Regions from separate parts of the Homo sapiens genome. Here region 1 is linked to region 2. Evidence: read pairs that join two places in POLR2A ChIA-PET (ENCODE). Cell type or tissue: CD4-positive, alpha-beta T cell. All regions are shown on one strand. Each heading gives the region's core, and the rest is flanking DNA. Links, peaks and the distances in the headings are about the cores only.

What was found. Peaks named below come from ENCODE experiments on the same cell type or tissue, not always from the same donor. Only the 100,000 strongest peaks of a DNase experiment are listed, where the experiment ranks them.
Region 1: POLR2A ChIA-PET joins it to region 2 with 11 read pairs; 6 of 35 experiments call an interaction of 5 or more read pairs at or near these places.

The regions. Positions count from the first base shown.
Region 1 is chr2:95,050,088-95,066,266 of GRCh38, forward strand. MAL (mal, T cell differentiation protein (MAL blood group)) reads left to right here. Exons shown (of 4, transcript NM_002371.4): 4 at 3,294-3,905. The coding sequence ends at 3,368. LOC124907857 (a long non-coding RNA gene) reads right to left here. Exons shown (of 2, transcript XR_007087139.1): 2 at 15,088-16,179. Among named protein-coding and RNA genes, the nearest start is that of MAL-AS1, 31 kb to the left of the region's middle. RefSeq lists an enhancer at 12,800-12,989. In CD4-positive, alpha-beta T cell, for the core only: no CTCF peak of the experiment used is centred there; a DNase peak (open chromatin) is centred at 3,674; H3K27ac peaks cover 252 bases.
Region 2 is chr2:95,113,678-95,129,856 of GRCh38, forward strand. MRPS5 (mitochondrial ribosomal protein S5) reads right to left here and starts at 8,131. Exons shown (of 12, transcript NM_031902.5): 1 at 8,057-8,131; 2 at 4,188-4,268; 3 at 1,389-1,526. The coding sequence starts at 8,114. It also overlaps a transcript of ZNF514 not described here. RefSeq lists a silencer at 8,184-8,453. In CD4-positive, alpha-beta T cell, for the core only: no CTCF peak of the experiment used is centred there; a DNase peak (open chromatin) is centred at 8,344; H3K4me3 peaks cover 1,694 bases; H3K27ac peaks cover 876 bases.

The DNA of each region.
Region 1 (16,179 bases), core at 321-8,320, 67 kb before region 2:
TGACTGGCCCAAGATCACCAGTCATTGTGGGACCTGGCATCAACGCTGGAGGCCCAGTCCCCACACTCTCAGCACCAGTTTGGGGCTGTGAGTCTGACCTCATGGGTCTCCTGACTCTCCCCAAGTGGTCGTCCATTGAAGCATCCAGCCAGGGGTGGGGACGCTGAGGCCAGGTGGATTTTCTTCTTAATGGACTGGATCAGAATGACAGGGTAACAGAATATATTGTTTCATCACATGTTTTTCAGAGCTGTGCATGTGTGCCCTTGCACCAGTCTACGATATAAAACATGCTTCTGACCATGGGTATTGTTAAAAAGTAAGAAGTTTCAGAAAGAGCACTCTTCAGATCTCTAGAACTTAACCTATGAATTATGCAAATCCCAAGGTAGAATGTGGTGACAGATCCTGAGATACCAGCTCTAGTAGCCAAAGCTGTGTCATCCCCTCTTTTTGGAAAGTGTAGGGCAGAGGCTGAGAGAAGACCCACAGATAGGCTTTAGAAATGGGGTTGGTGAAGTGCCTCTTCCCACTCCCAGAAGGAGGGCCCCAGGGGAAAATCCCTCAAAGCCTCACTTGCTGGTCCCCTTGCACAGTCCCCTGCCCTGGGGAAACCACACACTGCCCTCAAGCTCCCAGCCTACAATCGCTCCCCTAAAAAGGGCCCCCTCAGGATCCTGGCATCCCCCCAGGGGTCCCGCGGTGTGGAAACATCTCCCGTGTTGGCCCATCTCCCAACATGGCTGGTTTCCAAGCAGCAGCACAGCCAGGGGGCATCTTGACTGATCTTCCTTCCTGGGGAGGCTGGTGAGCCACCCTCCATCTTCTTCACACAATTCCATCTCATCTCCCTCTCCCAAGACTGCCTCATACCTCCCCCATCCCAGCCAAGCCTTCTCTTTTAACAAACATCAACAAAGTGTCTGACAATAATTTCCATAAAATTGTTGTGAACAAAGGTTGCGAAATGTAGATGGGATGTGGTTAGTGGGTCAGCACTTGATGGAAAAACCCAGCTAGGGGAATGAACACCCCTTCCCGCTGGGCAGGTCTCTAGTTGAGAACCACTAGGCTCTACTGCCTTCTGACTTTCCTCTTTTACCTTTTATCAAAGGCAGCACACAGCCAGAGAGGTGTGCAGTTACAAGCCCACAGCTTGATGGATTTCATACAGCGAACTCCCTGTGTGGATGGTGTCTGGACTAAGAATTAGGGCCAGTTACCAGCGCACAGTCTGATGAATTCTCATAGAGCAAACTCCCCAGTGTAGTTGGCATCTGGACTAAGAATTAGGGCCTGATAAACAACTCCCAGAAATCCCCTCAAGTCCTGTCCCCATCACTGTGCACCCCCACCACCACCCAATTCTGATTTCTAGCACCATGTTCAGTTTTGCCTGCCTTTGAACTTCATATAAGTGGAATTATACAGTGGGTACTCATGTGTGGCTTCTTTCTCTCACCCTTGTGTTTGTGAGACTCACCCAAGTGGCTGGGTGTAGATGTGGGTTGTTTGTTCTCATTACTGTATAGTATTCCCTTGTAGGAATAGACCAACATCTATTTATCCATCCCATGACTGACCATGTTCCCATTTTTTTTTAGTTGAGTTGGATAGACACGAATATGTTCACGCAGACAGGAGCGTTAGAATTGAGAACCAGAGTGTTCTCAGCTGGCAGATGTGCCCAGATAAAACCACCAAGGGGAAATCTGCACGGCGTTCGATGTAAAGTCACACCTTTCAACTCACGGTATCAACTGCATCCGTCTGTGAGAGAGAAAGAAGTTCGTTACTCAGGATTCAATCCCAGACCCGCCCAACCACAGCATGCCCAGTCCAGGGGATACTTGGGTACAGGGAGGCACCTCACACCCTCTCTCACACAGCCTGGTTTTGGAAGCAGCCAGCCTGCCTCACATCCACTGTGTGGCTACTAATTAGGGTCTGTTCCAAGCTGAGCTCCTCCCTCTCTCCTTTGTGGGTGGCGGAGCTGCTTTGCCAAAGGGACCCCAGGGATGGGTGGAAGTCGCCTGGGGCGAGATGGAAATTTCTGGAGAAATCTGGAGGTTTCTAGATTATACAATGGTGGGCAGTGATGGCTACAGTTTAGGGAGAGGGCTTTCTGAAGCCAAAATTTGCCCATTCGTGCCCAGCTCTACGTGTTCCCAGTGGGCCATTTCTTGACCCCACTTGGAAAATGAGTCTCCACTGCTCTTCCTGCTGGGGACTTCCAAGGTGCTTCTGCCAAAGGCTTTCATTGGTCTGGAATGCCCACCTTTTATGGAGGGCTGCCCACTGGTGTCTGACTGCTCCTGCCCAGATACGTTCTCTTAAATGTGTTATTCAATAATTCAGCTTACTCACCGCCTCCAGGCAATGAGGGAAAGGGCTTGGCCAGGTGTAGGGGCAGGAGAGCAGGCACCCTGAGGGCTGGGATTGATGAGCATTTTCAGGAGTCACAGAGGCGTAGCCGCCCTAAATGGACGTCGTGCCTGAGCTGGAAACTCTTGACCCCTAACCAAGGTCACAAAACCAGGTGCAGAGATTGGACTTGGCAGCAGGCAGGCCTTCAGGGAGTAGGGTGATGGGAGCAGACAGTGCCCAGGAGGACACAGCAAGTCCCCAGAAAGCAGGGCCATCGCTCCAAGGGCCACAGTGGCTGACTGGATGGTCCCAACAGTAAGGCCCCTCCTTTAGACAAAAGCTCAAAATCCCTTCTCCCCTTCTCTGTCCCTCACTTCCTATGAAGTCTGGCTCTCTCAGCCACACCTGTGATATTAAGAATCCTAAAACAAAATAATGATAGGGTGAGAATGTCCAGGCAGCATGGAGACTTTCACCAGGGCCAGCAAACCCAGGTATTTACAATCTCTCAACCGAGCTACCAGGACCACAGCTGGAGGGCGCTGGTCTCACTGGTGTTGGGGGAGGAAGTTGTCCCTGGAGAGTTACCTGCCTGAGATGCTTTCATTGGAGGGGTCTTTGAGGACTCCATCTCAAGTCAGCCGAAACCTCAAGCTGAGACGAATGTGATGCTGGGTGATAGTGGAGAGTCTTACCTTCCACACCAGATCCAGGAGACTGTTAGGTCACATGGAGCTCTGTACTGAGAGGATTTGGTGCACACCTGGGCTCAGCAGGGAGGGCGTCCATGTGAGGGTGAGAAGCAATGACAGCCCAAGCTCTCTGGGTCTGGCCCCCCCTACGCCACGTGGGGCTGGATGCAGTGCAGACGCTGTGCCTCGCCCTCCCTACACAAACCCATTAACGGCCATTTCTCTTGGTTCCAGGTGTTCTCCTACATAGCCACTCTGCTCTACGTGGTCCATGCGGTGTTCTCTTTAATCAGATGGAAGTCTTCATAAAGCCGCAGTAGAACTTGAGCTGAAAACCCAGATGGTGTTAACTGGCCGCCCCACTTTCCGGCATAACTTTTTAGAAAACAGAAATGCCCTTGATGGTGGAAAAAAGAAAACAACCACCCCCCCACTGCCCAAAAAAAAAAGCCCTGCCCTGTTGCTCGTGGGTGCTGTGTTTACTCTCCCGTGTGCCTTCGCGTCCGGGTTGGGAGCTTGCTGTGTCTAACCTCCAACTGCTGTGCTGTCTGCTAGGGTCACCTCCTGTTTGTGAAAGGGGACCTTCTTGTTCGGGGGTGGGAAGTGGCGACCGTGACCTGAGAAGGAAAGAAAGATCCTCTGCTGACCCCTGGAGCAGCTCTCGAGAACTACCTGTTGGTATTGTCCACAAGCTCTCCCGAGCGCCCCATCTTGTGCCATGTTTTAAGTCTTCATGGATGTTCTGCATGTCATGGGGACTAAAACTCACCCAACAGATCTTTCCAGAGGTCCATGGTGGAAGACGATAACCCTGTGAAATACTTTATAAAATGTCTTAATGTTCAATACATTTGTTGGGTGTTTTTTGGGTTTGGGTTGAATTCCTCAGCATCAAGAATACCATCAATTCAGCTTTCTTTCTGAGGAATCCTTTGACTTAACCTGAATCTCAAGAGACAGCATCAGGTGGCAGTTCAGACGACGGACACTGTGTGTGCCAGGCCACTGCACTCTCAGAGCCCGGTGCTGGGGAGCCCACCCTCCCAGCTACCTGCCCAGATGGCTTCCCCTCTCTCTGGAAACTGGCCAAGTGCCAGCCAGGGGCAGCTTCTCCTTCCTACAAGACACAACAGTCTGTGCCCCACTAGAACCTCCTTCCACCAAAAGAAAACACGGTGCACAAGTTTTCATTCACTCATTGTGAAGCTCATCAGCGTGTTCCTGGGCAGTCTGCTTTGTTCCCATTGTGTGGATAATACATTATTTTAGAATTTCCTCGGGCCACTCCATAGGAGAGAAAGGAGAGGAAATTACAGAGTGAAAGGAAGTACGGTGACAAGGGGTGAATGCCATGTTTCAAGTCTGAGATGTCTGGGTTGAAAGGAGATGGGATGATTAGGAAGGAGGCACTGAGTTAGGAATCTGGAAAGCCCAGCTCTGTTATGAAACGCTCCCTTATCCCATGGCTCCGAGAAGTTAGTGCCATTCCAGAGATGGGACGCTGGAAGAGGTGCTTGAAGACCCGTGAGCTTCCTGCCATGGAGGTGTGTGGTAGAGCATCTGCAACCTCTTGCTGGCAGCCATGGGGACAAAGATTCAAGCTTCAGGCTGTAACGGTGTCATGTACCTGTGGTCCCAGCTACTCAGGAGGTTGAGGTGGGAGCATCACTTGAGCCCAGGAGTTTGAGGTTGCAGTGAGCTGTGATGGTGTTACTGCACTCCAGCCTGGGCAGCAGAGCAAGACCCTGTCTCTAAAATAAAATGATAAAATAAAATAAAAATAAAATTCAAGCCTCAAGTGGTGAGTTTAGTTGACATTTTACTGCTCTTCAACTTGGAGAGTCTACAACTAAATTGGTCTATTCAGGAGGTCCTTTGTTAATCCAGGATAACTGGTACCAGAAACCAGCCACTCTTAGTAAGTACACGTCAAACAGCCAACATTTCATAGTATATCATGAGCAAAAGGTTTGACTGGGGCTTTACCTAATGAGAAGTAATAGGAAGTTTGTTACATGTTTAACAAAATTTCCATCCAGTGTTGATTGAGAGAAGTCTCATTTTTCAACAAAACTGTCCACAGGAAGCCATCAACATGTTAATGAAGCTCACTTTTTACCCTCATCAAAAAGAAGAAGAAGAAGGAGGGGGAGAAGGAGGAGGAGAAATGGAAGGCTTAGTTTCCCAAGGGCTTCTCAATGTTTTGACATTTTAATCATTCTCTTTTTAAAAAAATCTTTCATATACTCTTTCTCTATTTTTAATTTAGCCAAAGGCTTTGCAGATGGTTCTCTGACGCCACTTTCTTATTCCTTCTAGCCCTGGGCATATTTTAAATTTGCAGTTTCATTTCACATTTGACTTGCATCCTATTCACATTGGATGTAAATTGGATGGGCAAGGTTTCATTTCCAGCCTCAAAAAATGCCCCCTTCCGGTCTTGCTCTTCCTCCTCACCCCCCACCCTCACACCCCAGCCCCTGTCGGGTTTCTTTGCTCCTGCATCTCTGTTCCCAGCTCTGTCCCTATCTGGCTGTTTTGTGCTTGCAGGTACACATGAGTGCTGGCGGCAGCCCTGCCAGCCATGGGTGCTGCTCCCCTGGGAGCCCACGATGCCTGGGTAGGAAGGGTTGGGAATGGGGACATTAGAGAAGCCTGCTGGGTGAAGCAGGCTGCAGAGAGGGGCACCGGCTGAGCACCTTCTGTGTGCTGGGACCATTGAGGGGATGGTTTCTAGCCCCCAAAGCTGCTTCTTGCTGGCACCCCTCACCTCTCTGCCTCTGTCTTACACAGGAGGGGACCTCCTCTAAGGCAGAGCCTGGTGCCACCCAAGGCACTCACAGACTGCCTGCTTGTGGCCCTCACTTAGATCAAACGCAACTGCCCAGAAGACCCAAATTCACTCTTGTGTAACCATCTTCCCTGCCATTTTGGGGGCTCTTGCCTTGTGCCAGGCACTGTGTAAGCACTTTCCATATATAGCTTTCTGTCACTCTCCCAGTGGCCACGTCATCCTACAGGTGAGAAAACTGAGGCTGGTGCAGGTGGTGAGAAGTGCAGTTGGACTGAGGGCCGCCTCCCTCTGGCCCTGAAGCCCTGGGCTTGATATGACCTCAAGGCACCCAGACCTGTCCTCACGCGGGCCGTCCTCCCGTCTCCCAGGAAGTGGCAGTGAGATTTAGTGGTTGACAGGATGCTGGTAGGCAGGAGCCTTCAGAGAGTGATGAAGCCAGGCACTTAGGATAGCCCCAGTCCACCAGCAGGGCCTATAGCAGCCCACGGCCACGGCCAGGCCCTGCACTCAGCGTCTCCTGGAGAAGAGCTGGCTGCTCAGAGCTGCAGCCACAGCCACGCCAGCTCAGGTAGCTGCTGGGTCCACTTTGCAGCCCCCATAGAGCCAAAGCCAAAGTCCAGCTGATACTTTGCAAAGGTGAGGAACTGGGTATTTTTAAGCTCACAGAATAAGGAGCTAAATCTATCCACAAGCCTGAGAAAGGATTAGGAAGAGGCCATTGTGTATGCTGTGACTCAGAGCCAAAGCTTGCAGAATAGGCCAGACCATAGTCAGTCACCCCACTTTTGTCCCCACCAAGTTGTGGGCCCAGCAGAGAAGAGAACAGAGGGGTTTGGACCAACTGGGCCTCGTGGGTCACTGCTAAGGGCTTCCCCCTCCCCTGATTGTCCCTGTGGCTTGTGTGCTGTCCATGGACCCAGGAACGTGCAGTGCCCGGTCAGGCGCCAGGAGGGACACGGGGCCAGTGCTCAATAAACACGGCCGCATAAGTGAGCAGGCCCAGCGCCCCAGGGCCGCTCCAGCTGACCTGTGCTCATGCATGTCTGTCCTCTGGCCTCTCAGGAAATGACAGTGAGATGAGACCTTGTGGTGGACAGATGCCAGGTGAAAGGGAGTTTCTGATGGGGGTGCAGCCAGGGTTTGGTACAGTGTCTGGGAGCGCTCTGGTGTAGATTTCACTGGACAGTGATTTGGTCACTGCATTCCTTCTTGCTTTCCATGGCCCTCGAGCAGCTCCATGGGGCTTATGATTCATTATGGACACGTGTGTGGGGAGGGGGCACATCACCAGAGAGCAATCAGCAAAAGGTAACTATAAGCCAAATCCAGCCAGGACATTTTGGAGGCTATGGCCTGTGACTTCCCAGGCTGTGGCCCCCTTGCTTCAGGGGGCGATCCTGGGAGTATCCTCCTGGTGGCCTTCCTTGTGCAGGGCAGGGTGGCCTGGGAGGTGTCCCAGGGAGCTAAGCTCCTGCCCCCCATTCTGCACATGATAGAGCCCCATCGATCTTCCCTTCTGGAGAAGACACAGCTTATATGAGCCGGGCTTCTTCAACATTTGAGAGCCGAATTCTAAAAAGCATCTCGTACCCCCACTCCCGCAGGTTGTAGGACTATTTTTGCAAAGCAGCCCAAATGGAGGATTGAAGGCTGCCTTACGCTGACCTTAAAGAGACAGCAAAGGGTTTGCGCTGCCAGCCGTGGGCTGGAGCGAGCCTGCCTTCGGGGCCCACACAAGGGCCTGTTGTTCTGGGTATCAACTGGGGCCGGTGTGGGGTTACAAAGAGGCCTTTCAAAGAGACAAAGCGCCTCTGGACAGGCTGAGTGTCCCTGCACACGTGGGCATCCGCCCAGGGCATTTAAAATAACGCGATTTGAAAAAACAGATTTGAAGTGATTTTTCCTACTCCGCGTTATTCAGTGGCCTTTGTTCTGTCTGCATCATACCCGGCGACAGCAGCTTCTAAGAGCTGGGGCGCTGGAGCAGACACGGGGGTTCCTAGCTGTGGCTGCTCTCTTCCTTCACAGGTAACGAGATCATCACACTGCCAGGCTCTCTAGAGGGTACCAGAGAGGTTGGATTCACACGGGGTGCTCGGCTGCCAGGACTTCCTTCAGCTGGAGGCAGGCACCCATGACATACGGCGTGAGATGACTTCCCAGCGCCGCTGGGTGCCAGGTGCTGCTTGAAGTGCTTTACTTCTTCACTTAATCCTGTGACGACCTTATGTGGTAGATACAATTTAGATGAGGACTCTGAGGCACAGAGAGGTTAAGTGACTTACCCAAGGTCACACAGCAAGTAGGCATGGATCCTGATTCCAGCAGAGTGGCTCCCGGGCCCCTGAGGCTAACCGTCATGCTTCATGTCTCACTGTGACAGGGTCCTTGTCTCTCTGGGAGCAGGGGGCACATGCTAAGATGTCCTTCATACTCACAATGCTGACTTTACCAATACTGAAAACTCCAAATGGCACTTGAGGAGTGTCAGGAAAACCTAGCCAGGAGCCCAACCTGCTGCGGAGGGATGTCTGAGATGAGGGAGACTTTGCCATACAAAGAAGTCGGAAAGGGCTTCCCTGGGCAGAGCAAGGGTGATCTGGGCCAGGTGTGTGTCGAAGGCTGGGGGGTGAGGGGGTGTCTTAGGAGGTTACGAGGGCCTGGGCTGGTCCTGGAGGCAGAGCTGAGCTTGGCTTTCACCCAAGGGGCAAGCCCTGTGGGGGTATCTCTTGGGCAGTGGCAGCCATCCAGCCGAGAGATGCTGTGGGTGTGAGCGGGCAGGCTGGACCAGGGAGATAGGAGAGATGTGGCCAGATCTTGGTGAGCTGAGAGCAGCCAAAGGGAGTGGCCGAGGGCATGGATCCCTGAGCCAGCCCAAGTGTGTGGTCCCTCTCAGCCTCAGCTTCCTGTCTGCAGAATGGGAATATTAATTCTGCCTCACAGGCAGCTGGGAGGATTTGAGGACTCGGTTCAGATAAGTCCCTGGGACCAAGGACATCTCAGGAAGTACCGGCCGCTGTTATCATTGTGGGAATGAAGAAAAAGAAGGTCTAGAATGATCCTGAACTTTCCAGCCTGGGCAGACGATGGCTATTCACATTATGCTTATTCATTAACCATGTTGTTGGCATTCTGTCATGAACTTGGGCTGGTACTTTTGCTTTTTCCCATAGAACTGAACGTTTAATCAGCCATGACATAGTTTAAAACAGTCCCACTTAGGAAACCAAGCTCCAGTGCTTTGGGGAGAGGCCATTCCTGCCACAGCCCCTGACACTGAGGGAGGAGCTCCCAGAGGGCCTGAGAGGGTCACAGTCACTGGGCGGGCCTCTTCTCTCCCTCGCCCAGGGCATGAGCAGCCAAGCCAGAGAAGCCTCAGCCACCGGCACAGCAGCACCGGGAGAAGCCCAGGAATTTACAGATGAAGAGCCCAGGTCCCAGGAGGGTGGGAGTCTGGCCCAGGGCACCAGACAAGTCAGCGCCAGGGTGGCCTCGGCCCCGCCTCCCAGGCTCCCTCCCCTGTGAGCCCCTGCTGCCCACCTCTCCTATGGTACCTCACTGCTTCCCACACTGAGGCAGAGGGAGAGACGGGGGCTGGTGAGAGCAAGGAGTAACCCACGATAAAGACAGGGCAAGGGGGCAAAAAGGGGCTGGGGAGGCTCACTGAAGGCAACTTCCAGGTCTATTGCCCACTGGGAGTCTGGCCCCGTGGCCTCCACTTTCTAGGGTGAGAGCTGGTGACACCTGTGGATCATGCAGGACAGACCTCCACCGGTGGCTGGAATGAGGGGCACGGCTGCCCCTCACATCATGCACCCATCACCCAGCACAGTCCAGGTGTGTTGTACCATGGGTGTTAGGTGGCACGATGGTGGTGATGAGGATGTAATCCACTGGCTTAAACCCTGCCCAGCTCACATACTCCCTCCTCCAGGGCGCTACACCTGTCCCACTCCTGCTTCTGGGCATCCTGGCTCCCCACACCCCACCTGCTGTCCTTAAGCCTGCAAGCCCCCACCCTCCAGACCCCACTCCCGATACTCCACTGCCTCCCAGACACCATGGCTGGGTCTCAGCTGATGCTCACCCATAGCCACCCTCAACAGGCTAGGAGGACTGAGAGGCCCCACGCAGCCCCCCAGGACAGCTGTTGGCCGAGGGAAGAGGAAGAGAATTGACCCTGAGGGCCCCACCCATGGTTCATCCCTGCCACCAAGCCAGGAGACGGTGGCCCGCAGGGGAAGTGCAGGTGGAAGGACAGCATATTTTCATGGACTACTCACTTCTACAATCGGGGCTGGGGCCTCCAATCTAGGCCCGTGCCCCATCTTGGACAAACAATGACAGGAATGTGCACCGAGATGGTGTGCCCAGCCAAGCCAGCCTGGGTGGCCAGATGCTGGGATAGGGCCTGCCCTGCCCTTCACCCTACTTTCTGAGGTGGGCAGTTTTCTGGCTCTGGTGCTGACAGGCGAAGGCTAAAGATACCCAGTTCTCTGGTGGCTGTCCCCACAGAGTACACTCTCGGACACTGGCACTGTCCCTGCTGGAATGGAAGGGGCAGGGTTTCTGGCCTCACTTGGCAGGAAGGTGGGTAGAAAGAGGTTAAGGAGGGACAGAGAAAGCTGGCCACATGGTCAGTCTCGTGCCCCATCCCACTCGCTCCATCTGCTGAATGTCGTTACCTCCTGTATCAAACATGAGGCCCCACAGCGGCCGGTGTGCATTCTCCATATAAGTGGAACTAAGAGCTCCGCACGTGTTCTCCACTGTCACCTCAAGACAATCCTCCTAGGGAGATGCTACGATCATTTCCACCATGCAGATGAGGAAGCAGGTTCTCTGAGGCTGAATCGTGCCTGGCTAATGCCACACACAGATGAAGCCAGGCAGAGGCATCACGTAGACTTCTGCATCCTCAGTGTTCCCTGTCTCCCTGTGAGTCTGTCTTCCCTTGAGCACTCTTCCCACCCTAGCCCTGTACGCAGACTGCGCTGGATGCACGCTCTCCGCTGTCCCGGCTTCCCTCTGAGGCTTAAAAGGGCTATTGTTCCCAACGATGCCTGCACTTTGGCCAGGGAACCTCTGGTGCATGGGGCACCAGAATGGGGAGTATTTGGGGATTTGGAAAGAAAAAACTAATGTTTTACAGTAAAACTTACTGGTGGGGTGCAGTGGCTCTTGCCTGTAATCCCAGTACTTTGGTGGGAGCTTCGCTTGAGGTTAGGAGTTTGAGACCAGCCTGGGCAACACAGGGAGACCCTGCTTCTACAAAAAAAAAATTAATTATCTGAGCATGGTGGTGTGCATCTGTGTTTCCAGCTATTCAGGAGGCTGAGGTGGGAGGATCTCCTGAGGCCAGAAGGTTGAGACTGCAGTGAGCTATGATTGGGCCACTGCACTCCAGCCTGGGCAACAGAGCAAGATCCTGTCTCCAAACAAAAAAGAAAAAAAAGTGTTTACTTTACACCCCAAACAGGAATGGTGCTATCTTTTGACCTAACAGGACTCAGATGAGACTTTAGTAAAGAAGACAGTTGCCTGATCCTGTTTTGCTTTCTGTATTGTTTCAGGGGAATAGAATGCAAGCATTTCCCAGTCCAGACAGGCAGGTCCCCTGGCCCCAACAGTGGCCTGGTCCTGACATAGGGTCCAGGTTTGGGAAGAGGCTGGCTGTTCAGGTCTGTTCACTCCTTCCTGCTCTGAAGCCTGTCTTGCTGAGCATGTGCTTCCCGCAGGGGTGAGAGGACAAACCCAGAGGAGCAGCCCCTCCACCCAGTGTTTGAGGAGCTGTAAGCAAGCCCCAGCAGACTCAAGCAAGCTCCAGTCGAGTTAATTCCCAGACAACTGTGAGAGAGAACAGGCTGCAGAGGCCATCTGAGGTCTGCAGCGAGTGGTTGGGGACAGAGAGAGGTGCAAGGGACAGGCATGGATGAAAGCGCCCCTTCCTTGGGCACCAGCACACTGACAGCTGTGGTTCTGGTGTGCGGCCTTGGCTCCGTGGGGCCTCCACATCCACACACAGACCCTTGTGAGGTGCAAAGCCGTGGTCCAGCCACCTGCCCAGACAGTGGGTGCCAGGGAGCCTTCCTTCCTCCCCAGCCACGGAGACACAGCCCTCTCCCTTCCTGCCCTCCTACCCGGGGTGCTGAGAACAGTCTGTGTCTTCACAGAATCGGTGCACCCTTGCCTCCTACCCAAGCAGGGCCTCAGTCAGCGACTGAAGCATCCTGTGGAACTCACTCAATCCTCAAGCCCCTATTGGTCACTCCTTTGGCACAAGGAGTAACTTCACCTCCTACTTCTAAAAATAGAAATTTTTTAGTTAAAAAAAAAAAAGAAGCTTCCCTATTAGAGGAAGGGACCCTTCCTGGACCCCTTCTTCCTGCCCATCCCTCCCTCTCTACAAACCCACCTCCATCCTCCCAGTCACATCCACCCCCACTGCCAGACTCGGGCCTCCTTCCAACACAGCTGTCTCCCCCATCTTCAGTGGCTGTTCTGCTCCCTTCGGGGTCGCCCCCACGGCATCCAGTCCAATCTCAGCATCCTTCAAGACAACAGCACCACCAACACACCCAAAACCAGATGAATACATAAGCAAAAATGAAAATGCGAAAATCTCACAACACCCAAATCACACCAGACCCAAGAAAACCACCAATCCCGCTCCTCTTGTCCCCTGCCCAGCCCGACTCCTTGAAAGAGTCAGCCCACAGCTCTGCCCATTCCTCTGCCTCCAATGTGCTCTCTTCATTTGTGTTAGTAATCCTTACATTTTTATTTCTACCAAGCATAGATGTGAACGTGGTTTGAAGGCTCAAATAGTTCATAAAAGCTCCCAATACTCCCTGCACTCCTGCCCTCCTGCACTCTCCTCTTCCCCTAGAGGCAGAGAGGCAGCTGCTTCCACCTCTCATGCTAATCGTGTTGGCATTTGCTCTGTGTGTAAATAACAAGTCTGTGTTGAAGCTTCCTGGGTTTTTAGATTTAGGTTTTCTTGCTGGGCGTGGTGGTTCACACCTGTAATCCCAGCGCTTAGGTAGGCAGAGACAGGAGAATTGTTTAAGCACAGGAGACTTGCCTGGGCAACATAGCCAGGCCCAGTTCTCCACAAAAAGGAAAAAAAAAAGTAGATTTACAGACTCCTCACTTCCTCACTTTGGATGATGAGAATTGAGCTCTTGTCCTTCTCCATCCCCACCTCCTGCATTCAGTTCCTCTCCCTCCACCCTCCTGTGTGGCTGCGTGGTAATCTTGTGCAGGTCAGAATTCATCGTTTGTAGTGCTGTATTAAGCTATGTCATGCTATTCAGAGACAAGCCATTCAGTGCACCAGAACTACTTCTTTCTTTTGTTTCCCATGATGCTAATAATTGCCTGCGGTTTGGGGTTTTGTGGGGTTTTTTGGGGGTTTTTTGTTTTTTTGTTTTTGTTTTTCAAGAGAAGGGGCTTATTTTCTTCTATTTACTTATTAATTCAACTCAAATCTGGTGACAATTTTTTTTTTTTTTTTGAGACAGTCTCGCTCTGTTGTCCAAGCTGGAGTGCAGTGGCACGATCACAGCTCACTGCAGCCTCAGTGTCCCAGGGTCAAGCCGTCCTCCCACCTCAGCCTCCTGAGTAGCTGGGACTACAGATGTGCACCCACAAGCTTGGCTGATTTTTTTCTTTGTAGAGACAAGATCTCGCTATGTTGCCCAGGCTGGTCCAAACTCCTGGGCCGTGACAATTTTTTAAGTCTCCCTCAAGATCATCAGACACATCAGGTATTCTTCCTCCTCCTGGGGGGTCTCTCCCAGAGCCTTCCCACTCTCACTAGGTGCCCTCAATGCCTGGGGCCCGCGGTCCCTGCGTCATCTTCCTGGATGCCCCTCCTTGCCCCTGTACCCCTCTCCCCTTTCCTGCTGTGTGCACAGCTAGCTCTTGCCCCTTTAGGCTCACTCATGCGGGGACACATGCTCTGGTGACCTCCTAGGAAACTGTTTAATGGGAGTTGAGATGGCTGAGTTTTAGACTGCTACTGTTGGACAATGTTTTATTCTACCTTCACCCTTGATTAATAGTTAAGCTGAGAATAAAACTGGGGTTAAATAATTTTCGTTCAAAATGTGAGAGGCATAGTTCTATTGCATTCAAGCTTCCAGAGTTACTATTTCTTCCATGATTTCCTCTGCTATTTTTCTGTCCTGTTTAGGGCTTTCTATTATTTGTGTATCCAATTTTCTGAACTGGCTCGCTAAGCTTCTTTATTTTACTGTCTTCTTCTTCTTTTTTTTTTTTTTTCTGAGACGGAGTCTCTGTCTGTCGCCCAGGCTGCAGTGCAGTAGCGCGATCTTGGCTCACTGCAACCTCTGCCTCCCTGATTCAAGTGATTCTCCTGCCTCAGCCTTCTGAGTAGCTGAGATTACAGGCACACATCACCACGCCCAGCTAATTTTTGTATTTTTAGTAGAGACGGGGTTTCATCATGTTGGTCAGGCTGGTCTTGAACTCTTGACCTCGTGATCCACCCGCCTCGGCCTCCCAAAGTGCTGGGATTACAGGCGTGAGCCACCGTGCCCAGCTATTTTACTGTCTTCTATCTCTGTCATTTTGCTCTACTTTCTGGGAAGTTCCTCAAATTTGTCATCCTATTCTACTGAGTTTTTAATTTTTATTGTTAATTTTTAAAAACTTATTTCTAAGAGCTTTCTTCTGTGCTCTGATTTTCCTTTTCAAAGTCATCCTTCTTTGCTTCATGGATCTGTTATCTTTTCTTTTTTCCCCTCCTAGGGTATGAATAATCGTATGGATGTTTTCTTCTCCTTTATACTCACTTTTTGTTTCTTTTGAGCTCTCTGTTTTATATTAAAGGCATTCCTGGGATTTCTGGAAATCTTTGTTTAATAGCTTATATTTGAAAAACAACCTTATTGGGGCTGGGCACAGTGGCTCACGCCTATAATCCCAGCACTTTGGGAGGCCAAGGCGCGTGGGTCACCTGAGGCCAGGAGTTTGAGACCAGCCTGGCCAACATGGTGAAACCTCATCTCTACTAAAAATACAAAAATTTGCCTGGCATGGTGCTGCACATGCCTGTAGTCCCAACTACTCGGGAGACGGAGGCAGGAGAATCGCTTGAGCCCAGGAGGTTGCAGTGAGCCAAGATCACATCACTGCACTCCAGCCTGGGCGACAGAGCGAGACTCTGTCTCAAAACTAATCATAAATAAGTTAATTAAAACAACCTTATTGAGGCACAATTTGCATTTAATAAAAGACAACTATTTTCCACATACATTTTGATAAGTGTGGCACATACATGCATGCATGTAACAACCACGACAATCAAAAGAAAGAACATTTCCGTCACATAAGACAGTTCCTGTGCCCTTTCCCAGTCAATCCCCACCACCCTCACCCCTCAGTCCCACGCAACCACTAATCTACTTTCTTCACTATGGATTAGATTTGTCATTTCTAGCATTTTGTATAAATAAAATCTTACACGGTATACTCATACACAGTGTACACGGTGCCTGCATTCTTTTGTTCAGCATGATGTGCCTGACATTCATTCATGTTGTTGAGTGCTTCAGCAGTTCATTTCTTCTTATTGCTGTTTTTCCCCAGTAACCCATTGTATGAATATGTCTTTATTTATTCATCCATCTGCCAATGGACATTTGGCTTGGTTCAGTTTTAGTTATTATGACTAAAGCTGCTAGGAACATTCACATAAAAGTCTTTGTGTGGGCGTATCTAGCTGGAGTGGCCAAGTCAAATTGTCAGTGAATCTTAGGTTTTTTAGGAAACCATCAAAATGGTTTCTGAAATGGTTGTACCATTTTCCATTCCCATCAAAAATGTATGAGAGTTCCAGTTTCTCCACATCTTCTATTATCAATCTTTTAAAATTTTAGCCATTCTTATGGGTACATAATGGTAGCCCTTTGAGGTTTTAATATGCGTTTCCCCAACAATTAATGATGTTGGACAATTTTTCATGTGATTATTGGCTATTTGTATAGCTTCTTTTGTGAAGTGTGCATTCAAATCTTTTACATATTTTCTATTAGACGATGATAGATAGATAGACAGACGCAATTCTTGTTAACCACAGTAGTTATGTTCTATAAATTCAACACAAACACTGAATTAGAGAATACTGAACTGCTGCTCATACGATAAATATAGGATTAGGTTCTTATGAGCCTATGGTCACGATATTTTTATCAGCTGAGAAATATGTAACCTTGTTTTATGTGAATTTCTGTTTAGAGACACCCTTATTTAACATATGTCATTGATTCATTAACATGGAAATAATAGCCAACAGCGCTA
Region 2 (16,179 bases), core at 4,097-12,096:
CCTCTACCAAGTCTTTTCTGCGTTGTTGCTACACAAATGACCTACTAGGAGACTTCCAAATTAAAGTGAGCTGTATCCATACAATGAAATACTCTATGGTCATAACGTCGCACTGCAGAAGTCCACGGAAAAATGCAATATATTACATTAAAAAAAGCAGAAGGCCAGGCACGGTGGCTCACGCCTGTAATCCCAGCACTTTGGGAGGCTGAGGCAGGTGGATCACAAGTTCAAGAGATCAAGACCATTGTGGCCAACATGGTGGAACCCCATCTCTACTAAAAATACAAGTATTAGCTGGGTGTGGTGGCACGCCCCTGTAGTCCCAGCTACTTGGGAGGCTGAGGCAGGAGAATCGCTCAAGCCCGGGAGGTGGAGGTTGCAGTGAGCCGAGATCGCACTACTGTACTCCGGCCTGGTGACAAAGCGAGACTCCATCTCCCAAAAAAAAAAAAAAAAAAAAAAAAGGCAGCAAACTCAGTATTTCATAGTAGGAATACAGGTGATTATCTCTTTTTTATTTTTCTGTATTTACCAAATATTCTAAACTAATCATGAATTGCCTTTATAATCCTAATTTCTTTTTTTTTTTCTTTTGGAGATGGAGTCTCGCTCTGTGGCCCAGGCTGGAGTGCAGTGGCACGATCTCAGCTCACTGCAAGCTCCGCCTCCCGGGTTCACGCCATTCTCCTGCCTCAGCCTCCCAAGTAGCTGGGACTACCTGGGACTATAGGCGCCCGCCACCATGCCTGGCTAATTTTGTTTTTGTATTTTTAGTAGAGACAGGGTTTCACTGTGTTTGCCAGGATGGTCTTGATCTCCTGACCTTGTGATCGACCCGTCTCGGCCTCCCAAAGTGCTGGGATTACAGGCATGAGCCACCGCGCCCGGCCAATCCTAATTTCTTTTAATTTGCCTAATGCTGAGTTTTAAACTCAATCTCCATTTGTTACCTGACAAGCTAGTCTCAGTTCAGATTAGACTCTTTTAAATGCTATCACAAATAAGACTAGTGTTAGTGAACAATATCTCCTTACAATTAACTTTTTCCAATTAGATGTCCTGTCTCCTCAACTAAGGCACGAATGAAAACATGAGTATATTCTTGGTGTGAATCTAAGTCAGCAAGAGATATGGGCCATGATTCAATACCCTTCAGGCCTCAGGTGCCCCAAACAAGGGGACTAAAGCAAACTAGTACTCCCCAGAATACAACTGGTAGCATGTGAGATAATTCTAGGATGTACATCAAGGAACATTTTCATTTTAACAGTACATTGTAAACTAATCACTAAAATCTTAATTCATGTAAAAAAGAAGAAAAATTCAGATATAAGAAATCCTTTTCCTGTTTCAAGAAACAGGAAGTTTGTGGCCATTCTACATACATTTAGTGAAGAAACTATATGGTCTATACTGCTGGCTCATCAGGTGACTGGGAGAAGAAATACAGCATTGTGTCTGCAGTGCACGGCTCAAGCTGGCGTAGGGATGGGTGTCTCTGGTTCCCAGTGATGACAAATGGCCTGTAGGCAGATGGGTTAAACTTTGAGTTAGATGTTTCACAGCTGTGGAAAAACACTGCTAGCATCAAATAATCATTACTAACAAAAATAAGTCACTAAAATCCTGAACTTTTAAGAATCAGATTTTTAGGAGTCTTTCTTTTAAAAATAAAACTTTTGATCAATAACAACCTAAATGCCCAGCCTAGTTGGGAAAGTTATAGTTCATCCGCACAACGGGGGCAGCTGGGTAAAGAAAGAAGCAGATTTGTCCATACCGCAGTTTCAGCACTGCATTCGCTAACCTAGGTCAGCAGTCTACTCTGGGCAATTGGCGCCCTCTGCTGTAAACAGCCAGCAACGTATTGCTGTGGAAAGACCTGCAACTGGCCAGGTCAGAAGAGCAAGGTGCAGGAGAGCATGTACACTATCCTACTCTTCATGTTAAAAAACAAGGAGTGGGTGTGAATGCATTTTATAGACTAACCCAGAAGTATGTAAGAACCTGGAAACAACGGTTGCCTCTGGGAGATGAGTTACTCAACTGCACAGAGGAAGACAGATGACACACTGAGTTCCCTCTTAGCTCACTTAATGAATTAGTCAATAAAAAAGTAGACAGGAAATACGGGCTTTTCATTTTTAAACTCAGGACTTCATCATTCTAAATTCCATCATGCAGCATACACTTTAGCTTTAGCTTTTCTTGTATGCTCCTTAATTTTCTTTTTTTTTTTTTTTGAGACGGAGTTCTGCTCTTGTCACCCAAGCTGGATTGCAGTGGCGCGATGTCAGCTCACTGCAACCTCCACCTCCCAGGTTCAGCGATTCTCCTGCCTCAGCCTCCCAAGTAGCTGGGATTACAGGCATGCGCCACCACACCCAGCTAATTTTTGTATTTTTAGTAGAGACAGGGTTTCACCATGGTGGCCAGGCTGGTCTTGAACTCCTGACCTCGTGATCCACCCGCCTCGGCCTCCCAAAGTGCTGGGATTACAGCTATGAGCCATCGCGCCTGGCCAGCTCTTTAATTTTCAATAAAATATCTTATTTAATATTAACATAAGTAACTTAATACTAAATATTAAATATTTAATTATTAACTTAATATTAAATAAGATATTTAATCTTGTACTGTTTAGCACTGCAATCTCTGATATACTTTAAAAAGTGTAAAATCATTACTAATAAATTTAGAATTAACTTTTTTTGAAAGCCTGAAATACTTCTCCTATCTAATAATGTACCTTAAAAGGTCCAACTGTCAAAAGCAGAAAGAAATTGACTTTAGATTTGAGAAACAGTCACTTAAAATACACTGTTACAACCAACTTTGTTTAAAACGTGTTATAATTTTTATAACAGGAGATGGCATCAGCTTATGCTAAATTACTCAGTTACAGATTATCAATGATCAATTACCAGTTTTGGTTTTGTTCTTATTCTCTGAATTATTATTAATTTCAGACCATGAAGTCCCCATCTCAGTTAACAATTGCCCTGGAATCCAAAATGGGCCAAGCCCAAAAAGCACCCTCGTGTGGCTCAAGTCAAAGACATGCAGAGTCCTTTGGGAGGCCAAGGCGGGTGGCTCACTTGAGGTCAGGAGTTTGAGGCCAGCCTGGCCAACGTGGTGAAACCCCGTCTCTACTAAAAATACAAAAATTAGCTGGGTGTGGTGGCACATGCCTGTAATGCCTATAATCCGAGCACTTTGGGAGGCCGATGAGGGCGGATCACTTGAGGTCAGGAGTTCAAGACCAGCCTAGCCAACATAGTGAAACCCCGTCTCTACTAAAAATACAAAAATTAGCTGGGTGTAGTGGCACATGCCTGTAGTCCCAGCTACTCGAGAGGCTGAGGCAGGAGAATCGCTTGAACCCAGGAGGCGGAGGCTGCAGTGAGCCAAGATCAAGCTATTGCTCTCCAGCCTGGGCAACAGAGCAAGACTCCATCTCAAAAAGAAAAAAAAAAAAAAAGAAACACAGTCTGACCTCAAGGAGGGTTTTGTTTCAGCATTTATGGTTTTCACCATGATGAACTTCTTCCTCCTAATTTAAATCTCCTCTATTAAATCAAACCAGCTGATCAGTGATGTGTTTGAGAGATTTTAGAAAACTATTGCTATTTGTCTGACCAATCTATTGCAGCATTTAGAAAAATACTGTAACAGGTACTAAGGAAACTGTTGTAGGAAAAAGAAAATGTAATGATAGAATTCTACCTAACTCAGCTGTAAATATACACACAAACTTAATAATAAAAACACTGACCAGAGATTCATCAAAATTGTGCTTCTTACTATGTTGGAGAAGACAGGGACAATGAAGAGTTAAATTTTCAATTAACATAACAATTGATAAATTGAAAATTTAACTCTTCATTGTCCCTGCTCTAAGCCTAATACACAGAAACTACCCCGTAATTGTTATTTAGTTACTATTTCATAAAGCCTTGAACTATAACAATTGCAATCATAAGAAATCTGAAAATACTCTTCAGAACCTATGTAATCGCATCATAAAGAATGTGATTATTGCAGTAAGACTAACCAGGCTAAAAAATGAAAAAAGAAAAGAGAGAAAAGAAAAAAGCAGGTGATTACTTATATTTTTTAAAACTACAGAAACTACTTTGACATTAGATCTTATGAGAAAAGGTAGTAGCATTAATGAATCTCACCATTGCCGAGAACACTCTTCCATGCCAAAATGGAAGCTGCTGGTAAGGTGTTTAGGGAACACTGCCTCCCCAATAAATGACCTGCAAATTGGAAAAAAAAAAATTTAAGATACATTTCTACATTAAAGGAACATTTTAAACAGTAACACCCACAAAATATATCTATAGAATAAAGAACCAAGACGAGGGAGTAAGTAATTTCTGGGCTCCAGGACAACTTGTCAAGTAGCTGACACCATACCTCATCTTCTCCCTTCACCCTCACATCCAACCAGTTACCAAGCCCTTCAGTCTCCTCAAAAATCAATGCACCTGCCAGCTGTACCTTTTCCTGTGGCCTCAATGCCCCTTCTTTGCTCAAGCCTCATCACCACTCAGCCACAGAGTAACAAGTTTCCTAGCAGGTTTCCCAATTTCAATCTCTCCCCCTCTGCTTCATGGCTTTTCTAAAATAACAGGTCTGGTCACTTCACAGCTCTGATAGATTATTCTCTGACTCCCTACTATCTTCAGAACAAAGTCAAAACTCCTCAGCATGGCCTACAGGCCTGCCACATGGCCCCAAGCTTCCACACCAGCCTGCTGCCCCACCTTTCTCTCCTCCATCTTCCCTCTGGCCATGCCAGACTTGTAGTCAGTCTTGAACCTACTGTGCTCTCGCATACTTCTGTGTCTCTGCAAGGTTCTCTGTTTGTCTGAAACATCACCTCTTAGTGAAGCCTCCCTGATCCTACAATGTTCCCCCTTCCCTCTGGAATCCCTGCAGCACCACGCTGACTGTACTGTGTACCCTCTCACACAGTGTGGTACTCCAGAACAGGCTCTGACACAGCATTTATGGGCAAGTGATTTTTGACAAGGGTGTTGAGACCATTCAATGAGGAAAGAATCATGTTTTCAACAAGTGGTGCTGGGACAACTGGATATCAACATGTAAAAGAATGAAGTTGGCACCCTACCTCACACCATATATAAAAATTAATTCAAAATGCACCAAAGACTTATAGGTAAGAGCTAAAACGATGAAACTTAGAAGAAAACATAGGGATAAATCATCATGACCTTGGATTTTGCAATGGCTTCTTAGATGAGACACCAAAAGCACAGCAACAAAAAGAAAAAAAATAGACAAATGAGACTTCATCAAAATTTAAAACTTGTGGCTTCAAAAATACTATCAAGAAAGTGAAAAGACACACAGAATGGGACAACAATTTTGCAAATCATATATATGATATAAGGGTCTTGTACCTAAAAAACATAAAGAACACCTACAATTCAACAATAAAGACAACCCAATATAAAAGTGGGCAACATATTTGAATAGCTATTTCACAAAAACAAAAACAAAAACAAAAGAAAACATATACAAATGGCCATTAGCACATGATAATATGCTTCTTATTCATGAGGGAAATGCAAATCAAAACCACAAACTGATACCACTTCACATCCACTGGGCTGGCCAGGTAAGGAGGCTCATGCCTGTAATCTCAGCACTTTGGGAGACTAAGGCGGGAGGACTGCTTGAGCCCAGGAGTTCAAAACCAGCCTGGTCAACATTGCGAGACCCTGTCTCTACAAATTTTTTTCTTTAATTAGCCAGGCATGATGGAACACATCTGTAGTTCCAACTACACAGGAGGCTGAAGTGGGAGGGTCACCCGAGCCCAGAAGGTTGAGGCTGCAGTGAGCTGCAACTGTGCCACTGCACTTCTACCTGGGCAATGGGACAAGACCCTGTCTCGAAAAAAAAAAAAAAACCCACATCCACTAAGATGGCTATAGTAAAAAAGACAGACATTAAGTGCTGGCAAGGAAGTAGAGAAATTGGAAGCCTCATATACTGCTGGTGGGAATGTAAAATGGTGCAGCTTTGGAAAACAGTTTGGCAGTTCCTTGACACCTAAACATACATGTCACATGTATGGCTCACACCTATAATCCCAGCACTTTGGGAGGCCAAGGCGGGAGGATTGCCTGCACCCAGGAGTTAGAGACCAGCCTCGGCAACATAGTGAGACCCACTCTACAAAAAATAAAGAAAAACTAGCCGGGCATGGTGGCATGCACCTGTAATCCCAACCACTCAGGTGGCTGAGGTGGGAGGATGGATTAAGCCCAGGAGATGGAGGCTGCAGTGAGCCGTGATCGTGCCAATGCACTCCAGCCAGGGCGACAGAAGGGGGTTAAAGAAGAAACAGTAAACACAGTTTCCATATGACCTAGCAATTACAATCCTAAGTATATACCCAACAGAAATAAAAATATACTTACAAAAACATTGCACACAAATGTTTCTAGCAAAATAGGCCTAAGAGCCAAAAGGTGGAAACAACCCAAATGTTCAACTGATGAGCAGAAAAACAAAATGTGGTATTCATACAATATCATTCAGCCATAAAGGATGAAGTGCTGGTACATGCTACAAGGATGAACCTTTACAACATTATGCTAAATGAAAGAAGCCAATCACAAAAGACTACATATTACATGATTCTACTTATATGTAATGTCCAGAACAGGCAAGCTACAGAGAGAGAGAAGGAAAGTACATCAGTGGTTGTGCTGGAGGCCAATGGGAAGCTGGGAAGTGACAGCTAAAAGGTACAGGTTTTCTTTTTACAGTGATTATAATGTTGGCTGCATTGCTCTGGTGATATACTAAAAACCACTGAAATGTACACTTTAAACGGATTAATTGTATGGTATGTGAATTATGTCTCAACAAGGAAGCCGTTACCAAAAACAAAAAACAGGCTTCGGAGCCAGGTGATATGGGTGCAAAAACCTTATTGTCCACCTAGCCTAACCTTAAGCAAGTTTCTGAAGCTGTGTGCCTTAACTCCCTCATCTGTAAAATGGGAACAGCAGTATATACCTCATGAAGGCATTTCGAAGATAAGGTGAGGAAAATGAAGGAAAGCTACAACAGCTAGGAGCCATTTGAACAGGACCTTGAAAAAGCAGGAGACGGCCGGGCGTGGTGGCTCACACCTGTACTCCCAGCACTTCGAGGCTGAGGCGGGTGGATCACGAGGTCAGGAGTTCGAGACCAGTACGACCAACATGGTGAAACCCCGTCTCTACTAAAAATACAAAAATTAGCCAGGCATGGTGGCAGACGCCTGTAATCCCAGCTACTCAGGAGGCTGAGGCAGGAGAATCGCTTGAACCCGGGAGGCGGAGGTTGCAGTGAGCCGAGATCGCACCATTGCACTCCAGCCGGGGCGACAGAGTAAGACTGTCTCAAAAAAACAAAAACAAAAACAAAAAAACAAAGGAGGAGACGGAGACAACACGGACAAAACAATGTTCAAGTCAGATTTTCTGCCAAATGACTTCAGGTCAAAGATTGCAGCTAAATGAGTTTTAAAATACACATATTCGGGCTCTAGGGCTCTTCAGATTTCGAAACTACAAACGGTGGATTGTGGACTTCCAGTAAAATTGAGCAAACAGAAAATGCAAAGTCAATCACGGAGCGTCTCCTAGAGATAAACGTTATGCTGGACGACAAACCCACGTCAACATCAAATGAACCCGGGGGTCGCACGCGCCCCAAAGGCGATGCTTGCCAGTTTCCGCTCCTCTTCGCCAAGCACGCTCAAGCGGTTTCGTGAACTGGGAAGAACCCTGAAGAACGACGTCCAGTTCCCCCTCATTTTACAGACAAGAGCTCCGCGACCCAGAGAGGGAGAGGACGCGCGCAAGGTCACACAGCGGCTCCGGCGGAAGGTGGGGGCACGGCGTGAAGAGCCGGGGGCCGCGGCTTCTCGCTTCCCTCCGCCCCGACTTCTGCAGGCCCCAGGCGAGCCCCCCACTCCCGGCCCGCTCAGAGCCCCTGCTCCCGGCGTCCCAGCTCTCACCTGCCGTCCCGCTACACAGCACGGGGAGGCAGCCCACAGCGCGCACCGCGGTCGCCATGCTGGAGTCCGAGCCGCGCCTCGGCCTCCGCCCAGGGCAGCCTTGCCCACCGCCTACCGCGACTGCTCCTCGTCAAACGGCAAGCCTTGGGCCGCAGCGGAATTCCTGAGGCCCGAGTCCACGCAGCAGCGCAGGCCGGGGTGAGGGACTGTCCGGACGGGCCACACTGCAGGCGGAGCCCGGCGCGACCGCGGACAGCCCCGCGGGCGCCTCCCGTTAGGACCCGAGGGCGGGGCTTGGACTGGCGGCCGGGCGTGGGCGGGGCTAGCTGGCTCCTGCAGCGCCGGAGAGAGGGCAGGACCGGCCGGGTGGATTTGGCTGCTCGTGCAGGAGCTCTGAAGGGGTCCGCTGGCGGGGGACCCTCGGACTTACCCGAGCTGGCACTGCGGACCCCTGCGAGGTTCATAGAAGCACGGAAGGGGGCCAAGTGCAATGAGGATCCAAGGGATGAATAAGCGAGGAATGTAGAGAAAGTGTTCATCCCCAACTCCAGTAAAGCTCTGAGTTTCATTAGATTAAGCACTTAAATGACCTGCATTTCACATACACTTGTGGATTCATACTGATTCTAACGTTTGGTCACACATGCATATCTCAGCCCTGGGCCATGGTTTTTTTATTGCCTCCATACCATCTACGCCTACTCAAGTGACCCACACACCTGCAACACAGAAGGGCACAATGTCTTGTAAGAGGGTAGCCTGCTCAGATACAATGTCTTGTAAGAGGGTAGTCTGGTTTTCGAGTCTAGCATAAAAATTTTCAAACATACCGAAGAGTAAAAATACTGACAAGCTAGACTTAACGATTATCAAGAGGAACACAGTTGTTTCATCTATTATTTTCCCATTTTCTTTGCTGAAATAGACAACTTATTTCACTCCAGGTTATTTTGATGTACACCATTTTCAACAGGCCTTTTATATATTGAGTTGGCGAAATTAAGAGAAAAGAGATTGATTACACCTATGTGTAAAGCCAACTGCTTCAGCATAATTGGGAACATGGTAAGACCAGCTAATTCCATGAGCAAGGACCTACTGCCACACTTCATTTGCTGTGGAGTGAGTTCCTAAGTCAGAGGCAACAGTGTGTGAAATAATTAAACCCAAGGATAGTTGTTTTGGCAGATGCATTGTGGGCAGGAACAGCAAATCCATATCCAAAGTGTCTATTCTAGTGAGAACAATTGCTGCCCCTTCCATGGTCCAACCTACAACCAGATAGCTGGCTGAGCCCCCAGGAGTGTTGCCATATCAGGAGCTGTAGCCAGATTGTCCCTGGCGAGTGAAAGTCCACGTTGACCCCATGTGTAACCTCCATCCCTAGCCCTTTATTCATGAGTCCATTTGGCTAAGTAAAGAGGCTGACTGACATCCACTAAATGGGTTATTCTATCCACCTCATTAAAATCCTCTGTGGAGGTCGCCCTTTGATAAGCACTCATGTGGGAAATAATTATCTTCACATTCTGGGCTGAAGTCCATCCACATACCTGTTTCCTAGACCTCTTTGTCACCAACTTCCTAATTATGTTCCTCTCAAGTACTGACCATCCAGCCAAGTCATTAGCCACTGCTCATGAAAAAGTATAGATCTATACTTCTAACCAGGCAAAATGAACAACCAGGCACATTACTCTTATCTTCTTCCCACTGGGAGGATTTCCCTTCACCGCCGTCCTTCAGAAGCATCCCAGAGTGGGATTGCAGTACTGCAGCTGTCCACTTTCAGGTGATACCAACAGATCATGCAGAACCATGAGTAAACCAAGCCCAAGAGTTTTCTTCTTCAGGCAACTGGTCACAGGTAATTCCTCATGAAGCTGTGGGTAGGGGTTGAGAGAGAGAAGATCATGTAGCTTGCATGTTCAGGTCCTGCTCCAGTTCAGTTTCATATGTACCACTTCCATTCGATGATGGAGTGTTGCTGTGCACACACAACTTTATGGCTTGGTGATCATACAACAGCCAGTTCATGATGAGCAGCTTAAACTGCATGGTAAGTTGCTGGTCAATGGTCAAGCCTCCAGACTCTGTTAAGGCCCAAAGCAAGTTTTGATTACTTAGTCGTTTGTTTCTAACTTTTAAATTTGAAATAATTACAGATTCAAAGATACAGATAGGAAGTTGCAAAAATAGTACAGAGAGGTCCCATGTATCCTTTACTCAGTTTCCCCAAATGGTACATCTTACATAACTATAGTACAACATCAAAACCAGGAAGCTGACATCGGTACAATCCATAGATTTTATGAGTTTTACATACACTCATTTGTGTATGTGTGTGTAGTTCTATGCAGTTGTGTCACATGTAGATTTCTGTATCCAGCACCACAATCGAGATACAGAACTGTTCTATCTCCAAGATCACCTGTGCATCTCCCTTCGAGTCAAACCCACCCCCTCTTTTATCCTCTCCTCCACCATCTTTAACCTTTGGCAACCACTAATCTGTTTCTCATCTCTATAATTTTATCATTTTAAGAACATTATATAAATGGAATCAGATAATACATGATCTCATGACTGGCTTTTTTTCACTCAGCATAATACCCTTGACGTCTATCCAAGTAGTTCCATGTACCAATAGTTTCTTCCTTTACATTGCTGAGTAGTATTCCATGGCACTAACATTTGTTTAACCATTCACCCATTGTAGGACATTTAGTTTGTCTCATATTATTATTTTTATTTTTATTTTCCTTTTCCTTTTCTTTTTTTCCTTAAGACAGAGTCTCGCTCTGTCACCCAGGCTGGAGTGCAGTGGCATAGTCTCAGCTCACTGCAACCTCCGTCTCCTGGGTTCAGGCGATTCTCGTGCCTCAGTCTCCTGATTAGCTGGGATTACAGGCGTGTCCCATTACACTCAGCTAATTTTTTGTATTTTTAGTAGAGACGGGGTTCCACCATGTTGGCCAGGCTGGTCTCAAACTCCTGGCCTTTAAGCAATCCACCCACCTCAGCCTCCCAAAATGCTGGGATTACAGGCGTGAGCCACTGCACCCAGGCTGTCTTCAGTTATTAACTATTTCAAACAAAGCTGCCATCAACATTCATGTATGTGATTTTTTGATATTTAGAAATTTTATTTTATTTTTATTTTTTTGAGACAGAGTCTCACTCTGTCGCCCAGGCTGGAGTGCAATAGCGCGATCTCGGCTCACTGCAAACTCCCCCTCCCAGGTTCAAGCGATTCTCCTGCCTCACCCTCCTGAGTAGCTAGGTAGAGGCCTGTGCCACCATGCCCAGCTAATTTTTGTATTTTTGTAGAGACAGCATTTCACCATGTTGCCCAGGCTGGTCTCAAACTCCTGACCTCAAGCGATCCGCCCACCTCAGACTCCCAAAGTGCTGGGATTACAGGCATGAGCCACTGTGCCCAGCCAGAAATTTTAAAATTGTGGTAAAATACACATAACATAAAAATTGCCATCCTTTTTTTTTTTTTTTTTTGAGACGGAGTCTCGCGTCGCGTCTCGCTCTGTCGCCCAGGCTGGAGTATAGTGGCATGATCTCAGCTCACTGCAACCTCCGCCTCCTGGGTTCAAGCGATTCTCCTGCCTCAGCCTCCTGAGTAGCTGGGACTACAGGCGCCCACCACCATGCCCAGCTAATTTTTGTATTTTTAGTAGAGACAGGTTTCACCATGTTAGCCAGGATGGTCTCGATCTCTTGACCTTGTGATTCACCCACCTTGGCCTCCCAAAGTGCTGGGATTATAGGCGTGAGCCACCACACCTGGACCATCTTAATCATTTTTAAGTGTACAATTCAGTGGCATTAAGTACATTCACGTTGTTGTGCTACCATCACCACCATCTATCCACAGAAGTCTTTTATCTTTCAAAACTGAAACTGCAGCCATTAAACAATAACTCCCCATTCCCCTCTCCCTTCATGTAAGTGCAGTTATATAGTATTGTCCTTTTGTGACTGGCTTATTTCACTTAGCATGTTGTTCTCAAGGTTCATCCAGGTATAGCGTGTGCCAGAATGTCCTTACTTTTAATATTATGAATAATATTCCATTGTATGAATAGATCATATTTTATTATCCATTCATCTGTCAATGGACACTTGGGTTGCTTTCACCTTTTGGCTATTGTGAATAATGCTGCTGTGAACATGAGTGTGCAGATAATCTCTTCAAATCTCTGCTTTCAATTATTTTGAAATATATCCATCATGTACATGATTTTGTGTGGCTATAAGTTTTAATTTGGGGGGATAAATGTCAAGCTGTGAGATTATTAGATTGTGTGGTAAGTATATGTTTAGTTTTTAAAGAAACTGCCAGCCGGGCATGGTGGCTCACGCCTGTAATCCCAGCACTTTGGGAGGCCAAGGTGGGTGGATCATCTGAGGTCAGGAGTTAGAAACCAGCCTGGCTAACATGGTGAAACCCCATCTCTACTAAAAATACAAAAATTAGCCAGGTGTAGTGGCGCACACTTGTAATCCCAGCTACTCAGGAGGCTGAGGCAGGAGAATCACCTGAACCCAGGAGGTAGAGGTTTCAGTGAGCCGAGATTGAGCCATTGCACTCCAGCCTGGGCAACAAGAGTGAAACTCCATCTCAAAAAAAAAAAAAAAAAAAAAAAAGAAAGAAAGAAAGAAAGGAAGAAAAAAAGAAAGAAACTGCCAAACTACTTTCCAAAGTGGCCATTCCATTTTATATTCCTGCCAGCAATATGTGAAAGATCTAGTTTCTCTGTATCCTCACTAACATTCAGTGTTATCCCCATTTTTTTTAGCTGCTCTCATAGGTATGGTGACATATCATCATGGTTTTAATTTACATTTCCCTAATAGCTAATGATGTTGAATTTCTTTTCATGTGCTTCTAGAATTGCCATCTGTATACCCTCTTGAGTAAAATGTCTTTTGCTCATTTTCTAGTTGGATTGTTTGGTTTCTTTCACTGCTGTGTTTTGAGAATTCTTTGTATATTCTACATGTGAGCCCATTTTCTTTTTTTTTCTTTTCTTTTTTCTTGGAAACAGGATCTTGCTGTATCGCCCAGGCTGAGTGTACTGGCACTATCATAACTCAATGCAGCCTCACACTCCTGGCCTCAAGCAATCCTCCTGCCTTGGCCTCCCATAGCTACAGGAATAACCACGGGATGGGTTCTGGGACCTATTGCGCCCACCGTGAGACAGACCTGACCTAAAACTCCACCAATCACCTGATCTCTTTATGCCTCTGCTCTGACAGGTCACTGTGACATTTCGGGTCTCCAGGAATTGGTGTCAGCTCAGAGGCAGTGTTGAGTAATCCTTAAAACATCTGGATATTTCTCTGTCCTTGATGCATAGTCACCCTGGTAAATGGCTACAAGTACCTTTGGGGAAGGCTGAAAGGAAGATTAGCTGTACGTTTTTGGTAGTGTACCAATGCCTTTCCTGAGAGGGGACCCAGCCTGCCCTTCACTCGAGGGACTCTGGATCTGTGAATTCACTCAAGTCTGGGAATTGATTGAGGAGACATGACTCCCTCTTTTGGTGATTCAAGTCAGACTTCTGTTCACTAGGCCTAGATCTTTTCTGCCTATACAAATCCAGTAAGACTTCAGTAGGTTCTCCATCTCTTTTATTTCCAGAAACACCAAAGGTCAACACCAAAGGTCCTAGTGAGCCTGGCCATTCTGATGATTGTGTTTGTTCTACTGTCTATATGGTAACCATACCCAACTTCTGTTCAGTGATTAAGTGCCACCACATAGTGCCTGTCACCTCACTATCTTCATTGTGTTTAGTGTTTTTTGGTTGTTTTGTTTTTGTTTTTGTTTTTTTGTTTTTGTTTTTGTTTTTTTGTTTTTTGTGTTTTGTGTTGTTTTTTGAGACAGAGATTTGCTCTTATTGCCCAGGCTGTAGTGCAGTGGCATGATCGCAGCTCACTGCAGCCTCCGCCTTAGTGGTTCTCCTGCCTTAGCCTCACAAGTAGCTGGGATTACAGGTGCCTGCCACCACGCCCGGCTAATTTTTATATTTTTAGTAGAGACAGGATTTTAGCCTGTTGGCCAGGCTGGCCTTGAACTCCTGAACTCAGGTAAGCCACCTGCCTCGGCCTCCCAAAGTGCTGGGATCACAGGCGTGAGACACCGCACCCGGCCTAGTGTTTTAGTTTGATGGTAGCTGTTCCCTCTATATTTTTGACCTAAAGAGCCATGGCCACATGCAGTGGCTCACACCTGTAATCCCAACACTTTGGGAAGCTGAAGTGGAAGGATCACTTGAGTCTGGGAGTTCAAGACCAGCCCTGGACAACACAGTGAGACCCCACCTCTACAAAAAGTTTTTAAAATAAAAAATTAGGGCTGGGCGTGATGGCTCACGCCTGTAATCCCAGCACTTGGGGAGGCCGAGATGGGCGGATTGCCTGAGGTCAGCAGTTCAAGACCAGCCTGGCCAACACAGTGAAACCTCATCTCTACTAAAAATATAAAAAGCCAGGCATGGTGGCAGGTGCCTGTAATCCCAGCTACTCAGGAGGCTGAGGCAGGAGAATCACTTGAACCTGGGAGGTGAAGGTTGCAGTGAGCTGAGATCCCACCGTTGCACTCCAGCCTGGGCGACACGAGCAAGGCTTCGTCTCAAAAAAAAAAAAAAAAAACAGCTGGGCATGGTGGTGTGTCCCTGTAATCCCAGCTACTTGAGAGCTGAGGCAGGAGAATTGCTTGAACCCAGGAGGCGGAGGTTGCAGTGAGCCAAGATCGAACCACTGCACTCCAGCCTGGGCGACAGAGTGAGACTCCGTCTCAAGAAAAAGAAGAAAGAAGAAGGAAGAGGATGAGGAGGAGGAGGAGGGAGAAGAAGAAAGAAAAAGGAGGAGGAGGGAGAAGAAGAAAGAAAAAGGAGGAGGAGGAATAAGGAAGAAGAAGTAAGAAGGAGGAAGAGGAGGAGGAGGAAGAAGGAGAAAGAAGGAGGAGGGAGGAGTAGGAGAAGGAAGAAGAAGGAGGAGAAGAAGAGGGAGAAAGAGAAGGAGGAGGAAGAGGAGGAGGAGGAGGAGAAGGAAAGGTGGAAAAAGAGAGCCATCACAGACAGCATCAAGGACACTGAAGCTCATCTCACAACTTATTTCTCACAACTGTAGTGAAAGAAGGATCCTCCGACCCTCTCAAGGTGGGTGAGCAGTTCTCATAAGATAAATCCACTCTATCATTCTAATCTCCCCAAGCCTTTGGATCGCTTCTTCTGTAGTATACCAAGGAAATTCTGGTATTTCAGTTTCCTCTGGTATAGGCCACTCTGGGCCTACACTTCCGTCAGTCTACGAAGAAAACTGTTGGTGACATTTTTAGCCTCTTTAGCCAAAACACTGACTCTGAAAGTTTTGCTTAGGGAGGAGTTTCACTTCCAGGGTGGCATGGTGAGGAGTTATGCAGACCCACTCCTCAGTGAAATAAGCATAATTGGTGAAAACTATTAAGAAGCTTTTTAATCTCTGGAAATTGTCCTAAGGACGTGCAGCAAATGAAGAAACATTTATTCAGGAAGAGCTACTAAAACTCAATAAGAACAAAAGAGTCCATGGCACTTGAGCTACAGTCCACTCCAACCCTCAGCACCCTCCTTCCCAGCTCAGCTTGATGAAGGCTCCATTCTCGACAGGTGTGATGAAGAAGACAGGGCTCACCTCAGCTCCCAATCAAGGGATGTGGTGTCTCGCTGGGAAAGGCAGACCACAAGATTCTTCATCTCCTCCAACTCCTAGTTGAAGAGGCTAAATTCCTACTATGTGTGGCTGAGAGATCAGAGGCTTCCTTCCTCCAAACTGCCCCCACTTACAGGATAAGCCTGGATCACTGGTGCACCAGGATGAGGAGATAGGGGCTCCCGTTGCCCTCATCTCAGTTCATTCATTGGACAGGGATTCCACACCAGGAGAATCAAGCCAAGAAGATCTGAGGCTACCACCCCCACCCATTGCCTGGGAGTAGTGGCTCAGAGATGTTGCCCAGTAGGAGAGAGAGTCCACAAGACCAGAGAGCTCCAAAGCTACCCCTCAAGGAACTGACTTTATTTAAAACAGAGTTTGGGGAAGTTCAAACCTAAGGGAAC